Linked DNA regions of Homo sapiens: all the other regions are linked to region 1. Evidence: chromatin contacts called from ENCODE Hi-C or POLR2A ChIA-PET data. All regions are on one chromosome and are shown on one strand. Each heading gives the region's core, a stretch centred on a gene start or an enhancer-like site at or near the end of the contact. The rest is flanking DNA. Distances are from core to core; before and after follow the strand shown. Region 1 overlaps KIF13A (kinesin family member 13A). Region 2 overlaps LOC102724591 (a long non-coding RNA gene). Region 3 overlaps KDM1B (lysine demethylase 1B). Region 4 overlaps KDM1B (lysine demethylase 1B).

Evidence for each region. Hi-C counts contacts between places; a loop is a spot of excess contacts on that map. ChIA-PET counts read pairs that join two places held with the same protein, here RNA polymerase II (POLR2A). Pooled maps may share reads with other maps.
Region 2: a pooled map shows a loop between it and region 1 (2.3-fold over the local background). The contact joins two enhancer-like sites. A Hi-C loop is called at or near these places in 2 of 37 single-sample maps with no recorded cell type and 2 of 50 pooled maps. POLR2A ChIA-PET finds 5 or more read pairs at or near these places in 1 of 52 experiments (activated B cell).
Region 3: a pooled map shows a loop between it and region 1 (12-fold over the local background). The contact joins two enhancer-like sites. A Hi-C loop is called at or near these places in 3 of 37 single-sample maps with no recorded cell type and 3 of 50 pooled maps. POLR2A ChIA-PET finds 5 or more read pairs at or near these places in 1 of 52 experiments (RWPE1).
Region 4: a loop to region 1 is called in a pooled map, with 3 times the contacts of the local background. The contact joins two enhancer-like sites. A Hi-C loop is called at or near these places in 2 of 50 pooled maps. POLR2A ChIA-PET finds 5 or more read pairs at or near these places in 3 of 52 experiments (A673, AG04450 and BJ).

The regions. Positions count from the first base shown.
Region 1 is chr6:17,883,208-17,886,199 of GRCh38, forward strand. All of the region lies in intron 3 of KIF13A (kinesin family member 13A), which reads right to left. Among named protein-coding and RNA genes, the nearest start is that of KIF13A, 100 kb to the right of the region's middle. RefSeq lists a silencer at 1,411-1,705. Within about 2 kb of position 1,689, at least 3 of the 41 ENCODE cell types and tissues checked have a DNase peak (open chromatin) inside an H3K27ac peak, as active enhancers do.
Region 2 is chr6:17,582,690-17,586,011 of GRCh38, forward strand. LOC102724591 (a long non-coding RNA gene) reads right to left here. Exons shown (of 5, transcript XR_007059485.1): 5 at 3,102-3,198. Among named protein-coding and RNA genes, the nearest start is that of FAM8A1, 16 kb to the right of the region's middle. Within about 2 kb of position 1,627, at least 9 of the 41 ENCODE cell types and tissues checked have a DNase peak (open chromatin) inside an H3K27ac peak, as active enhancers do.
Region 3 is chr6:18,213,951-18,217,144 of GRCh38, forward strand. It overlaps KDM1B (lysine demethylase 1B), which reads left to right. Exons shown (of 22, transcript NM_001364614.2): 20 at 1,057-1,179. Among named protein-coding and RNA genes, the nearest start is that of DEK, 49 kb to the right of the region's middle. RefSeq lists a silencer at 1,113-1,162 and an enhancer at 1,373-1,492. Within about 2 kb of position 1,486, at least 5 of the 41 ENCODE cell types and tissues checked have a DNase peak (open chromatin) inside an H3K27ac peak, as active enhancers do.
Region 4 is chr6:18,185,304-18,188,556 of GRCh38, forward strand. It overlaps KDM1B (lysine demethylase 1B), which reads left to right. Exons shown (of 22, transcript NM_001364614.2): 8 at 469-507; 9 at 2,489-2,699. Among named protein-coding and RNA genes, the nearest start is that of KDM1B, 32 kb to the left of the region's middle. Within about 2 kb of position 1,433, at least 4 of the 41 ENCODE cell types and tissues checked have a DNase peak (open chromatin) inside an H3K27ac peak, as active enhancers do.

The sequences.
Region 1 (2,992 bases), core at 439-2,938:
GCAGGGGCATGTGCCTATAGTCCCAGATACTCAGGAGGCTGAAGCAAGAGGACTGCTTGAGCCCAGAAGTTTAAGCCTGCAGTGAGCTGTGATCATGTCACTGCACTCCAGCCTGGGTCACAGAGCAAGACTGTCTCTAAAAAATAAAATAAAAATAATAAAAAAAAATAAGGCAACTTCCTGGTGAACTAACTACCTCTTAATCAATCATGTAAATCTGTTTTCACATGTGACATCTGCTTAAAATAGCACAGATCAGTCAGTGTAAATCCTTCAGTGGCACAGCCAGGATAGCAGCACCCCAACGATACTTTGCCAAAGCCTCCATTTTTACTTCAACTGCCACAGTAACAGACTGGTGTCACCCTACAGGCATTATTTTTGTGTTTACTGGATTCCCACTGCTTTCCCAAAAAGACATAAGAAATGACCCTATTCATCTGTATATTACGTCAATGGTCAGCCAACTTCTCAGCTCTGAGAGATTCCACCAATGATCAAGAAATCCTTTGGGTATATTGAACACAGTGAGATGTCTAGGGAAAAGAAGAAGGAAGGGGAGAGCCAGGTGCAATGGTATGCACCTGCAGTCCCAGCTGCTTGTGAGGCTGAGGTGGGAGGATCACTTGAGCCTGGGAGTTTGAGGCTGCAATGAGCTATGATCACACCTGTGAATAGCCACTGCACTCCAGCCTGGACAACCTAGTGAGATCCCATTGCTAAAAGGAAATAATAATATTAACAAAAAAAGAGAAGGAAATCATAATAATAACAAAAAAAGAGAAAGGAATGTAGAACTATGAGGGAATTTCTCCTTCCTGTAATTCTCTGCCTTTCCTCACCTTGCCTCCCTGCCCAGTGAAGTACAACTCACACTACTCAAGACCTGCTCAAATGTCACCTCCTCCAATGTTTTCTCAACTTCCTCCCTATAATTATTGCCTCCTCTGGGCTGTCTTAGCCAACAGCTCTCCCTCTCTAACACACACTCATCTACCTAAGTAACTGCACATTTTACATTAATTTGGGATTGTGGTAACATAAATGGAATACCTACTAAGATAATGCTTGGCACACAGTGAAATTCAGTCTATGGCAGCTACTGTTATCAATATTATCATTATGTACTGATGGACTTCGCTCCCCCATTAATAGCATAGCTACTGCTGTAGAGCGTTTGTTATGTACCAGGCACCAACCTAAATACTTTATATTCTCACCAAGCTGGAAGGTTTTCTGAGCCAGGGACTGTGCTAACTCATCTTTATTCTCTCTAGGTACAGGATAGTGTAGATGGGTACTCAGTATTTGCTGAATTAAATAGAAAGAGAAGTGAAAAGGCAAAAAAGGCCATGTGTGTGGGAGTTGCTACAGACTGTTTGGTTCTGTGTCAAAAATATCAATGCAAAACACACTACTTCCTAGCGCCCAAATCTAAAATCAAAAGGGCTTCCCTTGGGGAAAAAAGTCTGCTCTATGTGGACTTGCTTTGCTTTGTATGAAGGAGTGTGTCCTCTCCTCTACACTGCCTTCTTCCTCTCTTTGTACAATTAATCCGCTGTTCACATCTGCAGACCCAGCTGCCATTAACAGCCTGTTCTGCCACTATCTACTTTGAAAACTGAGCCCCAGAGCTCTCTGAAAAGCCCCATTTCTCCAGTTTTAGGAACATTAGCTTGCCAATGTCCTGTTTTGTGGTTTTCAACTTTGTCAATTTGAAAGACTACAATTAATATGAAAGCGACACTTCAAATGTGTTCACATTTCACCACACCATGTTATGAGCACTGAGTCATACCAAGTAAAGTTCTAGATTTCACTTCATGTTCAAATTTTTCTTTTAATGCCAAGTTTCAATGCTTTTCTCTTTTTCATCTTTCTCCTGATATCAAAGTTGTGAAGATTCATAAAAGAAAAAAAGGAAGAGTTAAACTTCATTCATCTCAGAGGAACTGGACTGAAACTGAAAGGAAACCCCAGCACCAAGAGCCTGTGTGATCACAGAACTGCCTTCACTACTGCTTTTCTAAAAGCAGCTCTGCCAGGAGGAACTCCAGCATGTATCTGAACACATCTCCTAAGGAATGCTAGAGTCATCACCCTTATTACTGGTGAGTTTTATTGACAGATCTACCTTCCCATTTAAACATATGTCAAGTAACAGCTGTCTTTTGGCAATGTAATTAATCATTTCCTTTACATATGCCTATAGATACATACCAAATAATGTCTTGCATTACAGTCGGCATGGACTGATTGTGAAGATGTGAAAGCCTCTTAAAGATTCAAAGCCAACAGCATTTGCTGCACATCTACAAGGCATTGTCCCTGATCTCAGGGAATGCACGGTCTGTTCTAGAAAACAACTATCCTTGGAAAATACTACTCTGCATTGCAGTTCAAATTTCTATGGATGCAAGGAGAAGGTATCTCTACAAAGAGCTAATTCATGCTTTCATTCATTTAATGAATAAATCTGAAAACAGGAAATCATCCTCCCAAAACCCAGACCAATATTATAACAGCACAGAGCTTCCATTTAACACTGCACACATAAACTAGTGGTGCATAAGCAATGAAGCACTAATTCAGTTCTAACTCTTTCAAATACTCTACTCATTTCATATTTAATCCTCTATCATTCATTTTCAAAATCCGCTTCACTGGTGGCTGAGGAGTGGGGGTCGGAGTGTCACAAATGCACAATCTGTGGTATTTCCAGTTCTTTCATATCCTGATCACTTCTCAAAAAACCTAGCCACCCAAATAACTTCTTCAACAGCACATTCAAAGGTGATGTGGATATTTTCAAACACAGAATACTTCTTCTTCAATAAAAACAGTCCAAAAGATAAGTTGCAAATGTCTAAGCATCTGCTATCAGATCCTATCTGCTATCTCTGATAAATGATTATTGTTACTCATAAAAATGAGAAGAAAAATAAAACCTAGATTAAATCTGAGTCATGCTAATATCACCCACCATGAGCAA
Region 2 (3,322 bases), core at 377-2,876, 300 kb before region 1:
ATACCTTGTTCAGTTGGAGAATTTTAATGTTTTTCATTTACCATTGTAAAACCAAGGACAATTTTATACTTTTTTGTACGTAGCTGTTACGTGTAGGGCAATCTGTCTTTAGGGATAAATTACTCTAAAACAAAGAATCCTAGTTTTCCCTTCAAGTTAAGCATCTTGTTTAAACTCCTTGTTTTAAATGAAAAAAAGTATTATCATTCTGGTTTCTAATTTTTGAATTTTTGATGGCTGTCTCATTTATTTTCTTTGTTTTGCTTTTGTAGATAATCCTACAGGAAATACGCTTGACTTGTATTGCTCTATTCTAGTGCTCATATTTCTGTAAGGTAGATTTCTAAAAGGATTAAGGATTCACAAGGCTCAGATATTCTGAATTTGGGTGGATGCTGCCTAATTATCCTTCGAAAAATGTCTAAGCCTATACTTCCACAAATGACTGAACCTGTTTTTCTCCAAACCTCGTCAACTCTGGATACCACCTCTCTTAGTCATTTTTCCAGTCTGATGTGCAAAAACATGACATGGCCTATTTAAGTGCATAAAATTGATCAAGAGTGAGGACAGTCTATTGAATAAAAAAGATAAGTTCTCATGGTTAGTAAGAATAAAATGAGCCAGGATATTAAACATGGAAGAGTATATAGGCCTGTGAAAAGAGGGAAAATGAAGAAACCAGGAGAATTGTGGAATTTTTTGAGTGCAAGAAGAAGGGGGGCCTCTGTTTGCAGGAAAATAGAATAGGAATAATACAAAAATTTTTAATTAAAAAATAGAGAAAGGGGAGCCAGAGTAAGTGGGAATTTGATGAGGTTTAGTTGAGGTTTCAGTTAATGTCCTACGTGTGTACAGCTTCAGACTGGCCAGGCATTGGGTCTCCACTTCATGTCAATGATAAGATGATGTAATAGAGTAAGTCTTAACGAGGAGGGTAAGATCAGCGATCAGGTTGGTGGGCTCCACCTTGCAGGGAGGTCAGGAGGAGGTATGGGATGAGTGCTGGGTGACACAGGCAAGGGTCAAATTCTAAGGGAAGAAATTGCGTTAGGCACAGAAGGCCTAAACTGACGTGCTCAGGAGCGTCTGTGGCTGTTCCCTCTGGATTCATTGTTTCCAGGTCTAAAAAAGGAAGGAGCAGCAGAAGCAACTCAATGTTTTTTTATATTTGTTTGTACCAACACTATATTTTACAAATATTTACGTTTGTCTTTCATAATAGCCTTCTATTGCTGACTGGACCAAAGCCAAACTCAGCCTCCCTCCCTGACCTTTCTGCATGATGTCACCCTTTCTAGCATCTACCCACGGCACTCTCTTGTTGGCTTCCTTCCTCTCGTATGTCACAGTCATTTTCTTCACACACTCGACTTATTTTCAGTTTTTTAATCTCATGCTATCCCTACCCAAAGCAATGCTTTCTCTTGGCCCCAATCTCATATTTCACAAGTAAAATCCAATCCTAATCTAAAATAGTCTTTCCTTTTGCCAGAATATCATGGGCGATGTACTTCTATGAGCATATATCTCAGAGCTGCTCCACAGTCTTCTATTAGTATAAAGCGGAGAAGGCTGAACAGATTACTTTAAGGCCCTCAGCTCTGAAGTTGGGTTTTGGAGCCTGTGGTGTTCTTAGCTTTGGAAATTCCTCCACCTACTGGTTGCCTAAAATCCTGTCTGTTCACATTATATAATGAGGTTCGCAGTTGTTTTATGAGATCGGCCTATTTTTAAGAGTAACACGGGCCTCTTGTGAATGATGACACATTTCTAAGTCATTTCGAATTCCTAAAATAAAATTAAAAATGTGCTATAAAGAAAATATTTTCTTATAATAGAAAATGTTTTCAAGCAGATGACAAATTTCTTAATGCTTTTGAACAACCATTAGGGGGCAGAAAATCATTACACAGTATAGCAATTCAATCCACGTTAGGCTGGAGAAGAGAAAGCCTATTTTATGTGTATTTCCAAAAGTTAGTACCAAAATCAAGTTATTTTTCAGTGTAATCATTGATTTGGTGCTTGGGTATCTTATTTACAAAAGAAGCCTTCCGTAGTGGCTTTATTTTTTACAACTTGCTTCCTATCAGTGTATCAAATCAGATGAACCTTACTCTGAAGGAAACACTTTAGAGACCAATGTGACATCTTGGGGCAGGGTTGCCATATATGACTAGTAAGAATAGTTGAAATATGTTGATAAACTAAAAGTAAGTTTATCTCACTAAAAATTAGAGAAATTCATAACAAAACAATAGATTTATGGCTGCCCAAGTTTCAGGAACTCTCTTTTCAGTCACCCTATCAAACGATGGGTTCAAGCGTGGTTAAAAATAGTTCGCTACTTCTTTAACAGCTTCTCTTCCCCCAAAAAACAACTCCTTAAAGATTAGAATGCAATTATTTCTACTTCTCACTTCCATTCCCCCATCAGCCAGCCTTTCACCTCTCACCCCATGAAACTTCCCAATGAATGCCACCCTTGACTTCCTAATGGCCGAATCCAGGTTCTCTAATTGGAAGGATGATAAACAAGCACTTGCTAATTTAAGTTTAAGAGAAATTTATTAAAAGTATATCACAAGCTGGATACAGTGGCTCACGCCTGTAATCCCAACACTTTGGGAGGCTGAGGTGGGTGGATCGCTTAAGCCCGGGAGGTCGACACCAAACTGGCCAAAATGGAGAAACTCCGTCTCTACAAAAAAAACACACAAAAATATAGCCAGGCATAGTGGCACTTACCTGTAATCCCAGACACTTGAGAGGCTGAGGTGGGAGGATCACCGGAGCCTGGGGAGGTCAAAGTTGCAGTGAGCCATGATCATGCCACTGCACTCCAACCTGGGAAGCAGAGCGAGACCCCATCTCAAAAAATAAAATAATAGGCCAGGCATGGTGGCTCACGCCTGTAATCCCAGCACTTTGTGAGGCCAAGGCGGGCAGATCACGAGGTCAGGAGTTCGAGACCATCCTGGCCAACATGGTGAAACCCATCTCTACTAAAAATACAAAAATTACCCAGACGTTGTGGCAGGCGCCTGTAATCCCAGCTACTTGGGAGGCTGAGGCAGGAGAATCGCTTGAAACTGGAAGGCAGCGGTTGCAGTGAGCAGAGGTTGTGCCACTGCACTTCAGCCTGGGCAACAAGAGTGAAACTCCGCCTCAAAATCAATCAACCAATCACAGCTCCTGAAATTAAAGGAAGCATAGGTAGCAAGAGTTAATCAACACTCTTATCAGATAAGGGCCCTCTGCTGGCACTACATTTATTCCATCCTTGGATCACTTGGCTCAAGTTTCCAAGTCCTCATAA
Region 3 (3,194 bases), core at 236-2,735, 330 kb after region 1:
GCCCCAGTATTTGCCATGTCTTCTTAAAGTCCTCATGTTGCTCCCTGGGACATGAATTGGATGCTTGTGGAAACTGTCATTTCAGGCTATGGGGGAATTCCTCTTAGGTGAAGTTGGAGACATCAGAGTCAATGAGTGGTGCTTGAAACTTCCTCTCTGAGGGTCCTCTAGGGAGCTGGGAAAGGGTGTATGATTGGTGAGGGAGGGTGTGAGTGTCAGCAGATGTGAGAGCTGAGGGAAGGAAGGAGAGAGGAGAATGGCATACCCAGAGCTGGACGGGGGTGGTCACTTTCTCTGCCGTCATGTCACTGCCACACGAAAGAATCATGGCTGTTTCTGACTTTCAGTTTCAAGAAACTTTGTCTTAAAAGGTTTCACATAGGAGCCGAGGGCAGATTTTCTTTACCATTTGAGGTTTTTTTATTTTTCATTGTTTTATCTGCAGATTTTCCTTCTCCATCTCTTTCTACTTCTTCCGAAGCAAGCTTTAATTAGTGAACAGCCAAGGGAACCTTAAAGTTGCTATTTACATTTCTTAGTGTTTTTCTTTTCCAGCAGGAAGCAATAGAGTGGATGGATGAATAATGAGTGTTTGCGAGGAAAATGGACTGGCGAGTGACGTGCGGATAAGGGACAGCCAGAAATAGTGACATTTAACTTGTGAGAGTGAGGCTCTTGGCCGGGTACAGTGGCTCACGCCTGTAATCCCAGCACTTTGGGAGGCCGAGGTGGGTGGATCACCTGAGGTCAGGAGTTTGAGACCAGTCTGGCCAACATGGTGAAACCCTGTCTCTACTAAAAATACAAAAGTTAGCCGGGCATGGTGGCAGACGCCTGTAATCCCAGCTACTCTGGAGGCTGAGGCAGGAGAATCACTTGAACCTGGGAGGCAGAGGTTGCAGTGAGCCAAGATTGCACCATTGCACTCCAGCCTGGGTGACAGAGCAAAACTCTGTCTCATTTAAAACAAAACAAAACAAAAAACAAAAAAAAGAGGCCCTTATCTGTGGGAGCTGAGCACTCACAGACCTCCTGCTTTTCCTTTCATGTCTCCAGAAGAAGCACAGCGTGCTGATGTCTGTGATTGCCGGGGAGGCTGTCGCATCCGTGAGGACCCTGGATGACAAACAGGTGCTGCAGCAGTGCATGGCCACGCTCCGGGAGCTGTTCAAGGAGCAGGTGAGAGAGAGGAAGCCCTCCTTGAAAGGGGCAAGCCGTGCTTGCTATCCAGAGCAGGTGTGAAGCCCAAGCAGCCAGCGTCACTGAGAATCACAGGAAGGAAGGCAGAGGCCACAGTCTTCTTTCTTTCAGAGTCCCACTGCCCACCTCAGCACTGAGATTAGTCTGTGAGGGCTGTCATCACAGAGTACCGCAGACTGGCTGCCTTAGACAACAGAAACTTATTCCTCACAGTTCTGGAGGCTGGAAGCCTGAGATCGAGGTGTCGGCAGGGTTGGTTTCTCCTGGGTCCTCTCTGTTTGGCTGGTAGATGCTGTCTTCTCCCTGTGTCCTCACATGGGCTTCCCTCTGTGTGTGTCTGTGTCCTCATCTCCTCTTCTTATGAGGACACAAATCAGATTAGATTAAGGCTCACCCCGGCGACCTCACTTTAAAGTAATTACCCATTGGAGACCATGCGACGAAATACAGTCACATTCTGAGGCACTGAGGGTTAGGGTGTCCACATGGGAATTTGAGGGAGACACGGTTCTGCCTGTAACAGTGCCCTGTACCTTTTTTTACACAATTGTCTTCCTTCCTTTTTTTCTTCTCACATCATACACACTTCCCTTTTTTTTTTTTTTTGTAAGGATATAAAAGGCTCGGTATTTTCTACGTGGATTCTATATTTACTGAAGCCCTAGAAGCTTTGACTACAGCTTTCCTTTTAAGAGGAGCCTTGGCCAGCTTTTTTTAATATCGCACACATGCAGATAGTCTCTTTTCTCCACGGAGCTCAGGATACTTTGTTTGCCAGTGTACTAAATCTCACCATCTCTGGAGATTTGTAAATGGCCATGGCTTATATCTTTTTGAAATAAAGGAGCAGAAATAGAAGTGAAATGACTCAAAAGTTATGTAAGTTAAAGAGAAAGGGGCATTCAGATATGTTGCTTATTTTATTTCATTTTAATTTATTTATTTTTGAGACAGAGTCTCACTCTTTCGCCCAGGCTGGAGTGCAGTGGCACAATCTTGGCTCACTGCAACCTCCACCTCCCGGGTTCAAGCGATTCTCCTGCCTCAGCCTCCCGAGTAGGCTGGGATTATGGGTGTGCTCCACCACACCCAGCTAATTTTTGTATTTTTGGTAGAGACAGGGTTTCACCATGTTTGCCTGGCTGGTCTTGAACTCCTGACCTCAAGTGATCCGCCTACCTCGGCCTCCTAAAGTGCTGGGATTACAGGTGTGAGCCACTGTATGGCCAGCCTTGTTGCTAATTTTATATGAGAGGATCTATCTAATGATGCAATCCCTTGCTTGGGGTTTTTGTTCAGAAGTTTGTTTTTTACATTAGTTGTTTGGAACTTAGCTTACCGTTTCTATAGAAATATTGTTTATCGTGTTGCTTGTTGGAGGCCAGCTGACAAATTACAGTCGCTCTCTCTTACTCGAGGCTTTGCTTTCATGGTTTCAGTTACTGTGGTCAACCAAGGTCTGAAAATATTTGATGGAAAATTCCAGAAATAGATTCATAAGTTTTCAGTCATGCACCGTTCTGAAGAGCGTGTCCAGTACCTCCACACTGTAGACATTGCCTGTCCATTAGTCACTCAGGAGTCATCTCTGTTATCAGAGCCATGTTCACATACCTTTTATTTCAGTATAGCGTTATAATTGTTCTATTTTATTATTGTCATTAATCTCTGTACCTAATGTATAAATGAAACTTTATCATAGGTATGAATAGGAAAAAACATAGTGTGTATAGTATTGGTCCTATCCATGGTTTCAGGCATCCCCTGCGGGTCATGGAACATATTCCTGGCGGGGAAGAGGGGACTGCTGTATTTTAAATTGAGTGAATGTGAAACATAACCTTGTATCACTGTTTTGTGGAGAACCCTGTTGAGAATTCCAACCTGTGATCCTGAGACTCCATCCTTCCCTTTTCTTCTTGGGCCAGAGACTCCTTTCTGCTACCACACGATGGAAAAGGGAAGGCCCGAACTCTTAGCCATGGGTGATAGCC
Region 4 (3,253 bases), core at 183-2,682, 300 kb after region 1:
CTTTTTTTTTTTTTTTGAGATGGAGTCTCGCTCTGTTACCCAGGCTGGAGCGCAGTAGCGCAGTCTCGGCTCACTGCAACCTCCACTTTCCGGGTCCCAGTGATTCTCCTGCCTCAGCCTCTCCAGTAGCTGAGATTACAGGCACCTGCCACTATGCCTGGCTAATTTTTATATTTTTAGTAGAGACAGTTTTTCACTATTTTGGCCAGGCTGGTCTCAAACTCCTGACCTTAGGTGATCCACCCACCTTGACCTCCCAAACTGCTGCTCAACCTCCCGAAGTGCTGGGATTATAGGCGTGAGCCACAGAGCCAGGCCTCCAGACACTCTGATTTATACATTGTTTCATAAAAATGCTTTTCTTTGCCAGCCTGATAGGTGAAAAGAGATATCTTATTGAAGATAAATGGATACCTGAGACTATATTTTATAAGCAACCCTAATTTAACACTTGGTTTTCTTTTGTAGCCTGAGACCTCAGATCATTGTTCCCTCCCAGAGGATCTAGTGAGTATTTCCGGATGGTGTGGATTGGGGTTAATTGTGCCTTTGATGATAAGTGTTACAAGGAAATGATAGTAACAGCTTCATGAATTTCTTTCTCTTTGGTTGCTGATCAGTGACTTTTTAATCTAACATGGTAACTATATTATGAAAATGTTAGCAATAGTGATATTATGGGTAGTCCTGTCCCCAACTTAAAAAATAAAAATAAAGTTATGTTGCTTTTCATTAAAAGGAAACAAAGAGGAAGACACAGCTCTCCTGCCTTGCTCTAGGGCTCAGGCTTGCTGTACTTGTTTTTCAAGGATGACTTTGTGACCTTTTCTCCACTTGAGTCCTCCTAAGAAAAGCACAAGAGGGCCACAATTTGATCGTCTTGGCCTGGATTCAGCTGCAGGAGTGTTCTTATGCATTCTGACCTCAGCATGTTGGCTTTGTCCTGTCCTCATGCAGATATGGCAGGGGGAGCAGTACTTCCAGCTGGCAAAGCTGGTCACATTTCCTCTGTTTTCATAAGACTTTGCTACCTGAGTTGACAAACTTCAGTGTACCATGTAACCAGATTCGGTGACTGTTTCAGAAAAGAGGTTTTTAAATTTTGGGTTTCTTGAGTTTCTAGAATCCTGAGTCATTCTGATTTTCAGTGATTCAGGATTGGATTGTTCTAGATGTCTGAAACTCAGGAACTACGATAGCTTTTCAGGCAAAGACAGCATTGACTTTTAGCAAATCTACTTTAAATCCATTCTGTTATATAAAAGGGTGTTTGCATGTGTATTAGTCCGTTCTCACGCTGCTTGCTATAAAGAACTGCCTGAGACTAGGTAATTTATGAAGGAAAGAGGGTTAACTGACTCACAGTTCTGCATGGCTGGGGAGGCCTCAGGAAACTTAGAATCATGGCAGAAGAGGAAGCAAATGTGTCCTTCATGATGGCTGGAAGGAGAAGTGTCAAGCAAAGGGGGAAAAGCCCCTTGTAAAACCATCAGATCTCATGAGAACTCATTATCACAAGAACAGCATGAGGGTAACTGCCCCTGTGGTTTAATTACCTCCTACCAGCTCCCTGCCATGACACATGGGGATTATAGGAACTACAATTCAAGATGAGATTTGAGTGGGGACCCAGCCAAACCATATCAGTATGTATATATGTGTGTGTGTGTACACACACACACACACACACACACACATTTTTTTTCCAGGCTCCAGAATAGACATTTTTTTTTTCCCCGAATTCCTGGAGCATAAGTGTCAGATTGCATTTAGAAAAGCCTGTCTACCATGGATTGTGGCAGTGTTGCTTTGGAAGCCACATAGACTTTCTTTTTATTTCAGTAGTCATCATGAGAAGGCTCTGATTTGATGACTCCATGTTAAGTCAACTCTGGAACAGTATCACGTATTTGAAGACTGAAAATAACTGCTTTTGTTCAGTTCTACATTTGGCGTCTTATTTTGATGTTTGCAGTGTACTTTTCCCTCTGAAAGTTTTTTAGTAGCCTTTGGCAAAAAGCGGTAATACTTACTACTTGGGAGCATTATTTTTTATGCCCAGTTTCCCAATTTTAACTATCTTGAGGTCCTAAGTTAAAGGCGGGGGGCTTGAATGATAGATGATTACTGAGCAGAGATGCATTTTTCACATCAGACTTAAACCTAGGCTTGCGATCTAGTAAATGGGCACAGCTTTCAGACTCACCTGGCATTGGGGAGCTTATTTTGGGGGAGGGATAAGGGAGGCTGTTGCCATATGTCAGAAAGAATTCTGTCTGGGAGACATTCTTGCCAGGTGTTATCAGCCCATTTTTGTTTCTACATCTGTGTGTGTAGAGCTCTGGAATAGAATTGTTAAGTCTGAGCAAGAAAAAGCATAGCGGGTTAAGGACAAGTGAAACGAAGAGAACCCTCTGTCCCTGGCAGAATCTGCATGTACATTTCTTGTCTGTCCTTGTCTCTCTTCTTCCTGTCTGGCCCATTGCAGAGAGTATTGGAAGTTTCCAACCATTGGTGGTACTCTATGCTCATCCTACCTCCTTTGCTGAAAGACAGTGTGGCAGCGCCCCTGCTGTCTGCCTACTACCCTGACTGTGTTGGCATGAGCCCCTCCTGCACCAGCACAAACCGCGCCGCTGCCACTGGCAATGCCAGCCCTGGGAAGCTGGAGCACTCCAAGGCTGCCCTCTCCGTGCACGGTGAGAGCCATTCCTGGGACTCCCTGCTTTCTATTCCCCGCTCCCCTCCCTGAGGAACGTGTGAGTGAGCAAAACGCAAAGGATTTTTTTTAAATGTGCAGGCTGGGCACAGTGGCTCATGCCTGTAATCCCAGCACTTTGGGTGGCCGAGGCAGGAGGGTCCCTTGAGGCCAGGAGTTTGAGACCGGTCTGGGCAACATAGCGAGATCTCGTCTCTAAAAATAAATAAATAGATAAAAATTATTTTTAAAAATGTATGCGACCTATGATATAAAGCCCCTCATTATTTCATGGAAATGGTTGTACTGTGGATCAGTCACATCATTTGTGTATAGTGTGTGGTTAATTTTTCCTCAGTAGTTTGGAAAACCTGCAACACTCATGAATTACCTACAGGACTTAATGAGTATTTATTTGGAAGTTGGATTGCTGTCTTGTTTAATGATAACATGAACTCTGACTTACTGGGAAAAGGTTTTCAACTATATGAGCAGTCCTTTTTCTTCTGAGTCTTTCTGCCTCTAATTATTGCCACTGGTGATCCCAGCGAAATC